Regions from separate parts of the Homo sapiens genome. Here region 2 is linked to region 1. The links are chromatin loops, found by intact Hi-C in ENCODE. Cell type or tissue: dorsolateral prefrontal cortex. All regions are shown on one strand. Each heading gives the region's core, and the rest is flanking DNA. Links, peaks and the distances in the headings are about the cores only.

The links. Peaks named below come from ENCODE experiments on the same cell type or tissue, not always from the same donor. Only the 100,000 strongest peaks of a DNase experiment are listed, where the experiment ranks them.
Region 2: a loop joins it to region 1, with 7 times the contacts of the local background. A loop is called at or near these places in 2 of 110 quality-filtered maps.

Annotation. Positions count from the first base shown.
Region 1 is chrX:130,589,770-130,595,159 of GRCh38, forward strand. No RefSeq gene overlaps it. Among named protein-coding and RNA genes, the nearest start is that of RBMX2, 190 kb to the left of the region's middle. RefSeq lists an enhancer at 4,732-4,876 and a cis regulatory region at 4,796-4,813. In dorsolateral prefrontal cortex, for the core only: no CTCF peak of the experiment used is centred there; no DNase peak of the experiment used is centred there; H3K27me3 peaks cover 3,120 bases.
Region 2 is chrX:130,895,216-130,900,605 of GRCh38, forward strand. All of the region lies in intron 2 of ENOX2 (ecto-NOX disulfide-thiol exchanger 2), which reads right to left. Among named protein-coding and RNA genes, the nearest start is that of ENOX2, 5.3 kb to the right of the region's middle. In dorsolateral prefrontal cortex, for the core only: no CTCF peak of the experiment used is centred there; no DNase peak of the experiment used is centred there; H3K27ac peaks cover 2,967 bases; H3K27me3 peaks cover 3,505 bases.

The DNA of each region.
Region 1 (5,390 bases), core at 314-5,313:
CTGCCTGCTTGTCACATCTCATATTCATCTGACCTTTCCCTTCCTACTGTCACTGCCTTAGTTCAGTTCTTGTTCTCTCTCCCCTGAAATAGCCTCTGCCCTGGCCTCCCTACTTCCATTTGCATCCCTCAAATCCATCACACCTATAGTAGACAGATAACCTGATTGTATCCGTTCCCTGCTCACAACCATTTAGGATAAAGTCTGAACAATTTAGTATGATCTGAAAGAACTTCCACAATCTGGTGCCTAATTCATTTATTCATTTCTTGCTTCTCTAGAACCTTATCCTCTAGCAATGTGAAGTTACTGGAAGTTTCTTGAACACACCATGCTCTCTCAATCCTCCATACCTTTGTGCACACATTCCTTCTGCCTGAATTTCCTGCCTTCTGCCCACACAGAGTCCACTCAGATGTCACCTTCCCTTTGTTGCCTTCCTAGAGTCCCCCAAGCTGTCACAGGCACACCTTCCCTTTTGCATCCATTGCTTGTTTTATGGACCTCCATTACAGCAGTTAGCATATTTTCCCCCAATTGTTTTTTGTTTTTGTTTTTGTTTTCACATCAGAGGTCAACAAACTTGTGGCTTTCAGGCCACGTCCTGCCTTCAGGAGTTTTGTTTGGCTTGGATAGTGGAGTTTATTATGTGAAGGATATAAGGACTAAGCTCATGTTTCCTTCTGGTAACAGTCATTTAGAGCTAAGTAGCAGTCGCCTCCTTTTGACTGCACTTGCACTCCCCAGGTCATCTTAGCCCTGCCTCTCATTTCAACTTATTTGCCTCACAAGTTTGGATCCTTCGAGTACTTTGGTTTCTTGCTCCTTGTTTACAGGTACATCTTAAACCTGCTGTTTTGGGATCACTGACTACTGTGATCTGCATGAAAGTGGGGAACATGATTTGTTTCCTGTTGTATTTATCCTGGTTCTCAGAATCACCTGCTACGCAGTAGACAGTGTTTGTTTGATGAATGAATGTTCTCTCTATCTGGAACACTGTGTTAGTTTGGATTATTGATTCTAATACTCCACTCATCCCTGTGTCTTTCCCTTTGCCATGAGACTCTGCAGTTTTTTGTTTTGTTTTGTTTTTGGAGACAGAGTCTCACTCTGTCCCCCAGGCTGGAGTGCAGTGGTGCAATCTTGGCTCACTACAACCTCCACCTACTGGGTTCAAGCAACTCTCATGCCTCAGCCTCCTGAGTTGCTTGCTCCCGAGAAGCAAGAAATGAAGGCACACACCACCTCACCCGGCTAGTTTTTTGTATTGTTTAAGTAGAGATGAGGTTACAACATGTGGGCCAGGCTGGTCTCAAACTCCTGGCCTCAAGTGATCTGCTTGCCTCAGCCTCCCAAAGTGCTAGGATTACAGGCATGAGCCACCGCACCTGGCCAGACTCTGCAGTTTTTTTCTACCCTTTGACTTCAGACTTCACCATTTGACTTGCTTTGGCCAATAGGACATTCATAGATATGACGTAAGCAATGACTTATGTGATCAGGCTAGTGCTTCTGCCATTGCATGAAAAGAACCTACTCTGGGTAGCCCATGGGTCCAAGGAGGATGAGAGAAATGTGGAAAAGACCTGTCTCCATAGCCACCATTTGGAGCCAAACCCAGATGAGGTCAGCTGATCTCTGGGTGACACTCAGACATATGAGAAGTAAGTGTTTGTTGTTTTAAGCCACAAATTATAGGATGGTTTGTTAAGCAGCAATAACTAACTGACACATATGCCCAATCTTCACTTCCCAAGCTTTCAAAATACGGCCCATCCTCAGTTCATTTCAATAACTGCCGCCTAATATTCAGTTATGTCATTGTCCTCCAAATTTTTATAGCACATTATTATTATTGTTATTTTTAATTTTACTTTAAGTTCTGGGATACATGTTTAGAATGTGCAGGTTTGTTACATAGGCATACATGTGCCATGGTGGTTTGCTGCAACTATCAACCTGTCATCTAGGTTTTAAGCCCCACATGCATTACGTATTTGTCCTAATGCTTTCCCTCCCCTTGCCCCCACCCCGACAGGCCCTAGTGTGTGATGTTCCCCTCCCTGTGTCCCTGTTTTCTCATTGTTCAACTCCCACTTATGAATGAGAACATGCAGTGTTTGATTTTCTGTTCCTGTATAGCACATTATTTTTAAAAAGCAGAGTTCTTATGATATAATTCACACACCACACAATTCACCCATTTAAAGTATACAATTCAGTGGCTTTTAGTATATTCTCAGAGATGTGCATCCATCACCGTGATTGATTATTGACCATTTTCACACCTTCCTCCACTCATTAAAAACCTCACATCTCTTAGCCATCACTCCCAAACCCCACTCCATCCCTAGCAATAGACATCCACAAATTTGTCATTGTGGGTTTGCCTATTGTGGACATTCCATATGAATGGAATCATGCAGTATGTGGCCTTTTGCATCTGGCTTCTTTCACAAGATCTGTTCATGTTGTCCATGTATCAGTACTTCACTTCTTTTTATTGCCAAATAATATTCTGTTATGGATATGCCACATTTTATTTATCTATTCATCAGTTTATGGACATCTGGGTTGTTTTCACTTCTTTGTTATTATGAATAATGCTGATATAAGCATTTATGTACAAGTTGTTTGCATGAATAATACTTCAGTTCTATTGGGTATATATCAAGGGGTGGAATTGCTAAGTCATATGATAACTCTGTTTCGCTTTGTGAGGAACTGCTATACTCTTTCCCACAGTGGTTGCACCATTTTACATTCTCACCAACAGTGTATGGGGGTTCCAGTGTCTCCACATTCTTGCTAACACTTGTTATTATCTAGCCATCCTACTGAGTGTAAATGGTGTCTCCTTGTTTTGATTTGCATTTCCCTAATGACTAATGTTGCTGAGTATCTTTTCATTGGCTTATAGGCCATTATTCATTTCTTCTTTGTAGAAATGTCTATTCAAATCCTTTGCACATTTTTAAATTGTGTTATTCGTTTTTATTTTTGTGGTTTTTTTTTTTTAGACTGAGTAACATTTTCTTCATCACTCATGTGGCATTTAATAGTTACTGTCTGGTGTTGATAGTATTTTTTTTTCATGTGTGGACAACTTATTTTCCCATCTAGACAGGGAACTCTTTGAGCACAGGGACTGTCTCATATCTATTGTTTTCCTTACTGCAGCTGGTGATAAAAATATCACCACTCCCCAGAGCTACCACTTATTGAACCCTTGATATATTCTAGGTACAGTGCCAAACACCTTACATATATTATCTTCTCATTTGATAATCATAGCAATTCTGTGAGGTTGTTATAATCTCCATTCTACAGATTAGGCAATTGAGTCAGGCAGAGGTTGAGACATCTGCTCAAGGTCACATAGCAAGTGGCATAGAGGGGACTCAAAAGCAGGTAAGTCCGACTCCTAACTTGCTTTTTTTGTTTTATTTATTTTTGTTTTTGTTTTTGTTTTTTTTGAGACAGAGTCTCGCTCTGTTGCCCAGGCCGGAGTGCAGTGGCGCCATCTCGGCTCACTGCAAGCTCCGCCTCCTGGGTTCACGCCATTCTGTTGCCTCAGCTTCCCCAGTAGCTGGGACTACAGGCGCCCGCCACCACACCTGGCCAATTTTTTTGTATTTTTAGTAGAGACAGGGTTTCACTGTGTTACTCAGGATGGTCTTGATCTCCTGACCTCGTGATCCGCCCTTCTCGGCCTCCCAAAGTGCTGGGATTACAGGTGTGAGCCACCACGCCCGGCCCTAAACTTGATCTTTTAACCACTAAAGCCATTGCTTCATTATGTACTGTATGCTAGTATGATGTGTGTCTCCTATGCATATAGTGGGCTCACAATAAGTACTTTTGATTAATTAGCCTGTAAAATGCAGATAATAAATTCTACCTTTATCTCATAAAGTAAGTCCCACAAAAGTGCTTGGAAAATACCCAATGTTCAATAAATATGACACATTTTTTGGAATATTTGTTTATGGATTGTGCAAATGACTGAAAATGTATGGTGGTAATGCTGACATTCACAAGTTGACTGTCGCATAATGCTATCATCAAGTGTCATAATGGAAAAGTTCCAGCCTTTCCTAAGGACTACATTTTCTCTGAGACACTAAAATCTGGAGTTGAAGAATTCTCCAGAGGCTAACCTCCATGTAGACCTTTCATGCCACCTTGCTGAAAAGATATTCGTCTACAATTCTCAGCGGCTTTCTTCCCCACTCCTGAAGCTTCTATCGACAACATCCCTCTCATCTCTTTCTCTCCCTTTCTGTGGATGCAGCTCGGCCTACCCGACATCTAACCATGCTAATAGCCTCTCAGTTGCTATGGGGGTTCTTTGGAATAAGTCAAGCTGTTGGAAGCTTTGTCTGGGCAAAGTGTGTAGCTGACATCTAAAGGAACTATTCCCTGAGGTCGGGCACTCATCCCAACAGAAAAGGAAGAGCTGCCAAACCTGGAGGCAGTGCGCAGTGTCGTGTTTTCAAAGCTTGCTGAATTTCGAATAGCAAATCTGACCATGCATACAAAGAAAGGTGATTTAATATTCTGACTACTTCTTCCCTCCCCTAATACCATCTGCAGCAGAGACACAGTAGCCCTCCTCCTTTTTATTAAAACCAAGACTATTGTCTCACTAAAGTAAAAGATCCTCATGTCTGGTCCCAGAATTCTGTGTGTTCCCTACCCAAGGCAAGAATGGACCCAAGGTGCAGACCACTTAGCAAGCACGTTTATATTCAGGGAAGTGTGCAGAGACAGAAGAAGGCTGCAAGTGAATCTGCTAGGGGTAGATAAGAGCTGCAGGTCACCAGCACCACATGTGACCTGCTTGTGATATAAGCCACGTGCTTTATGCTGTAATTCTTGTTTTACAAGGCAATAAAGCAGGGGATGCGGGGCGGGGGTGGGGGGACAAAAAGTGCTTTTCAGTGAGAGTGTATTTTGGTCACGTCGTCCGCCCTTTTCTTTTCTCTTCATAAATCCGGCATGACTGGTTTAGTCAATTGGAAGTTTTGTGTATTGTTTGGCTTATGTATGCACAGTGCCTAGGCTCTGTCTCATTATGCTGATGTTAGCACAAATTACTGCATGTGAGGCTCCGTCACCTAGAGAGGGACACAGGAAAGGCAACATGTCACAGAAAAAAGAAAATTAAGTTAGGTGTTTACCCTTGCTCTCCACCTCACTAAAATAGTATAAACTTTGATGACTGATTGTCTTAACATCACATTTAGTGTTTTTAAAAGATGTTTTCTGTGTTTAACAGCACAGTCTCTTGAGTCAGAAAATTTTAAGTTCATATCCCAGCTTTGCCACTTGCTAGCTGTTTGGCCTTGGGTGATTATTTAGCCTCTCTAGGCTCTGCTTTCCTT
Region 2 (5,390 bases), core at 149-5,148, 310 kb after region 1:
TGAACATCAAGTACTCCTTGAAGTCAAACTCAGCATCTCTTGAAAGGTGAAAATTAGAATGGTATGTGACCAGAGTAATCCTAGTGAAGTATGTTTGAGGACCTGACTGAAGAAAAGCTGATAGGAGGACACCTTATGGGGGCTTATTGTGGGGCAGTTTCTATCCCAGGAAACTCTTATTAGCAGTTGTTGCTGGCTAAAAATGAAGAGCAGCTGGAGCAGATGACAAGGGCCCTTACTGGGGATTTCTCCATCCTTATCTTTCATAGTTCACCACTAAAGCAATGTTGTTCTCTGAAGTAACATTTTCCATAGTGTCTCAATTCTCCTGAATGATTGCCATATTCATTTGTGCTCTGCCTACCGAGGCATTTGGACCAGCTTTGTTAAAGTGTGGTCACTGAAAGCTCTTTGATTCTTCTACTCACCTATCGTTATTATGCTAAAGAACAACATTTTGTGAGTAAGAGACCACTGAAAAACAGAGCACCAGAAAGGGGAGGGAAGCAGAGCTAATAAAAATTATCTTTTTTCTCCTCCTAGATTGCCAATGTATTTCACCATGTTTCCATCCTACAGTGTTTTATACTATGTATCAGTAAAGGCAAAAAAAGGAAAATTAAGACTTCAGCAAAACTTTACACTTTGTAGGCAAGAAAAAAAGGAAGCAACACTGAGGGATAGAACATAAATCTTTAGACATATGATCAGTAGCCATTTCTGAAAAGTACACATTTGGGCTGTTTTAAACAAATAGCAAAAAGCAATTAGGTCTTTCTGACTAAACTGAGGTGTATGCTGATTTCTTTTTTTAAACTAAGTCTGTTTTGATCTTCAAAAATGTCAGACTGGTAAACACTTTACTTTTTTGCACATATAAATCTAAGAGCCAAGCCTAGCTTGAGGAAGATTTAAGAGACATAAAATTTGTCTGAGGTGTCTGCCAAATCTCTACAGCAGAGACAGAAACCCTGGAAAAGCTGACACAATCATAACTCTCACATCACCAGCAGGCTTGTGCAGGGCTGGGAAGCACAGAAAGTCACTGTTCCTTCTCTCATACTGTTTGTAAACAGAGAAGCAGATCATTTGCTTATCAGCTATCTGGTAGCTCATTTTTGCCTAGCTATCCCACTGAGAAAAAAAAAACAAAAAAACACACATCCCCACGGGTACATATCCCAGTTTTCAGCTGGGTGAATTTTCATTTATAAGATGGGCCCGCTTGTTAAAATTTTCTCTTTTATTTGCTCTTGAATTCTCTTACTCTTGTGTGCTTGCTTGCTCTCTCTCTCCCTTGTTCTTTCTCTTTTTATACAGAAGGCATTAAAAGGGGTATTTATGAGTATCTAGTGCAGTGCCTAACGGAGTGCTTTCACATAGTAAGCCTACAATAATTCATCGAATGAAGTGAAACCCTATCTGTAATTTCTACATTCAAATTATTTGATCATGTAGCAGGAAAACTATAGATTTTTTTTCCTGGAGTATTTAAAAGTAACAATTCCTTATAAAGAAATATTTTACTCAGATGACTCATGCTTAGGACTTCCATCCCTTAGAAATCATCCATTTTTGCACAATGGGTATTATCTGTAAGGAAAATGAAGGGAAGACTACACTTCAGGATCCTGAATGACCACTGATACGTTATTGTAGAGAAAATCAGATATCCTATATACACTCGACTGTATGTCGTATGGTAATCCACTACATATGTCTAAAATCACTTAACAATGCAAGAATATAGTGCACACATGGGCTGCGTTCTGTAAGTAGGATTAACTATTGAATTCAACCAAGGTCTTCCCTGGGGACAGATTGCTGGAAAATACATCTACATGACATTTAAAAAAATAAATTAACCAATGACATCGGCTCCCATGAGACACATTGTTTCTTGTACATTCAATTCTATCACGGTTTTCTGTAGCTCTCTGTTGACATACCCATCCCAAATGACACAGAATTTCAAAAAATAAAGAAAAACAGAGCAACTGGAGCTATTCCATCTCTCCTGTGTGAAGTGTTATGTACACAAAGGAAAGATTTCCGTACATGAGCACAATGTGAACCACGACAGGGTGAGATCATGTCAGTTGGCTGTTCTTGTTATGCTGTGGTCACATATAACTTGCCCAAGGGAGTGTACAAAGCCTGTTTTCTTCCTGACAAGGACCAGCAGGGATTGCTGGAAAATAAAGAAAACAGAGTTATGGCAGGAGGTTTTAAATTTTCTCTTTAAAAAATGCCCTTTATTATGATAACTTTTCTTCTCGCTTTGATGTATTTAGTTTTCCTCATCTGTAAAATAGGAATAACTATTTTATGTGTTTAATATTTTTGCTCTGAGAATTAAATACCAGTAGATTGCCTGGCATAAAATAGCTAATCCATACAGTCCACATCAACATTGGCTAACATTAATTAAATACCTATTATGTGCCTGCCACTGGCCAAAGACCCCCCAAAAAAGTAAATCACAGAAGGAAAACCTAATACTAGAGGAGCAAGCAGGGAGCTGATTTTCAAAGCTTTTATCAGGCAGTCTAAGAAGTCTGGATATTACTCTGAAGACAATGGACAGCCTTTGAACTATTTTATATAGAGACCAGATGGTTTTAGATTTGTGATTTACAAAAATCATTCTGTCAGCATTGGTAAAGAGTAGACTAGAAGGGAAGCAGGCTGGAAGCAGCAGTAATCCAGGCTAGAAGTGATGCATGTGTGTTGGGGGGTGGAAGGTATGCCCCAAAGTAAGACAATGGTGGACACCGGGAAAACATTTTAAAATAACTTTTTTTTTTTTTGAGACAGAGTCTCACTCTGTCTCCCAGGCTGGAGTGTAGTGGTGCAATCTTGGCTCACTGCAACCTCCGCCTCCTGGGTTGAAGCAATTCTCCTGCCTCAGCCTCCCGAGTAGCTGGGATTACAGGCGCATGCCATCACGCCCGGCTAATTTTTGTATTTTTAGTAGAGACGGGGTTTCCCCATGGTGGCCAGCCTGGTCTCAAACTCCTGACCTCAGGTGATCCGCCTGCCTTGGCCTCCCAAAGTGCTGGGATTACAGGTGTTAAGCCACTGTGCCTGGTCAAAATAACTTTTTAAAAATTAACAAATATACTGTAGATTAGAAAATAAAAATACGCAAAAGGTTAAAAGTAGAAGTCATATGCAATCTTACTACTTGCAGCAAACCCCTATTAATATTTTTTTGTGTGTTTACCATTACAGGATTTTTCCTATGTATGCCTACACAGATGTGTGTGTGCGTGTGCGTGTGTGTGTGCGTGTGTGTGTGTGTATTATGTATATGTTTTTAAACTGGGATCTGTCACTCTGTACTGAGAGTTCTATGATGTGAATTTTCTCTTAATATATCAAAAACAATTTTCCACATCATTAAATATTGTTTGGTAAAATCAACTTACAAGGCTACTTAGTAATCCATTCTATAAATGTACCACAATTGATTTCATTCAAATCCCTAGTATTGTACATTTAAGATGTTCTTTTTTTTCTTTTTTTTTTTTTTGTTGTTTTTGCTATTAGTATAAACAACTCTGGGATAGATGTCCTGAGTATTAAATTTTTGGAAACATCATGATTGTTTCCTCAGCATAGAGCTCTAGAAGTTGAAGTGGTAGGTTAAAAGCTGTATTCTATTAAGGTTTCTGATACATATTGACGAATTGCTCTCCAGAAGAGCTGTATCAAATTATAGTCCCAGCAGCAGAGTCTATGAGTAGGAGATGAACTTGAGAGTGATGTCAAGGACGGAGTGTACTGGACTTGGGTGGGTAGAAGGAAGGATGTTTCCTGGCAAAGTATCAGGGCAGGAGGAAGATGAACTCTGTCAAGAGCAGCAAAGTAATGGGCAGGGCTAAGGAATAGGTGCCTGGATAGGTAAATGATAGGAAAGAAAAAGGTAAGATAACCAGGGGAGAGTGAAGAAAAGAGGGAAAAAGTAGGTCTTTCATGAAATTATGGGCACTTTAATTTACTCCTTTCTTCAGCAAAAGTAGCAAATGTAGCAAACAGCTAGTCTTTTCATAGCATTTGGCACTCTGTGCTACCAAGGTCCCCAGTTATATTCATGCAAATCTGTTTATCAATTCTTTTCACCCAATAACCATTTATTAGGTGACTACCATGTGTCAAGTGCTCTTCTGGATGCTATGGGTATGGAGATGAATGAAACCTGGTCCCTGCCCTCAAGGAGTTCACAGTCTAGTGGGGAACACAGAGACATCCACAGACCGACACCCTACAGTGTGGTACAGGCTAGGACGGAGGTAACTAAGTGCAGGGTCCTGTGGAAGCCCGAGGCCTAACATTGCCTTGTGCGTGCATTCATGTATGTTGGGCAAGGGCTGTCGGGAAGGCTTCACAGAGGTGTTGACATATGAGCTGAGTCTTAAAGGCTGAGGAATTTCTTGCATGCCTAAGGGTCACAGATCATGGTCATATTCCTAATCAGTGCCTTGAATATTTGTGCTACTGCTCTCAAGGACACTGAGTAAGGTGGGAAGGATGTTTGTGTGTAATCCAAATCCACTCGAGTGGTAACTATAGCTTCCATTGTAATCTTAATGAACATAGAAACATAGCATGTTTTGGCAATATTATTGCTCACCATACAATATAAAGGACAAGAGGCAAGGGGGGCATGCAGACTTTTAAAACAATTCTGGTAACACTGACAAAATAATATTAACATCCACCAAGTCCTAATAATTTTACCTCCTAAATGTTTCTCAAATCTCTTCGCTCCGCTCACGTCACTACTCTTGGGTCTTTATTGTCTCTCTGTGGAACAGAGTAGCAGCCTCATCATATCCACCTCCACTGTATCCTTCCCACTGTCATTTTCCTTACAGTAAAAATCTGATCGTGGTGCTCTTCTAAAACATGTTAATGGTTTCTTATGGCCTACAAGCAGCACTTCCCAAATTTCAGTCTGAGTATTACTTAGTGATTTTTACCATATTCACACACAATGTGTACTATTACTACTTAATATTTGTCTTTAAATGAACTGAAAACTGGTTCACTTTCTATTTTTATGAAGTAAAATCCAAAGTAATCTTAGATGTGATGGCTTAGTTCAGTTTTATGTTTTTTAAGACATATTTGAACATGTAACTAGTAAAATTAAAATGTTTGTGGGAGCACAGTGTAACTACCACTGGCAGATGCCCTACGTTTTGAGAACCACTGACCTATGGGGGCACATTCCAACTTAGGATTGCAATCAAGGTTCTTTGCAAATCAGCCCCAACCTCTTTCCAGACTCTTCTCCTACCCATTACAGTTTCCTTTTACTCAACTATCTGCACTCCAACCATGCTGAATTCTTCCACATTGAATGAACATGCCCTACTCTTATA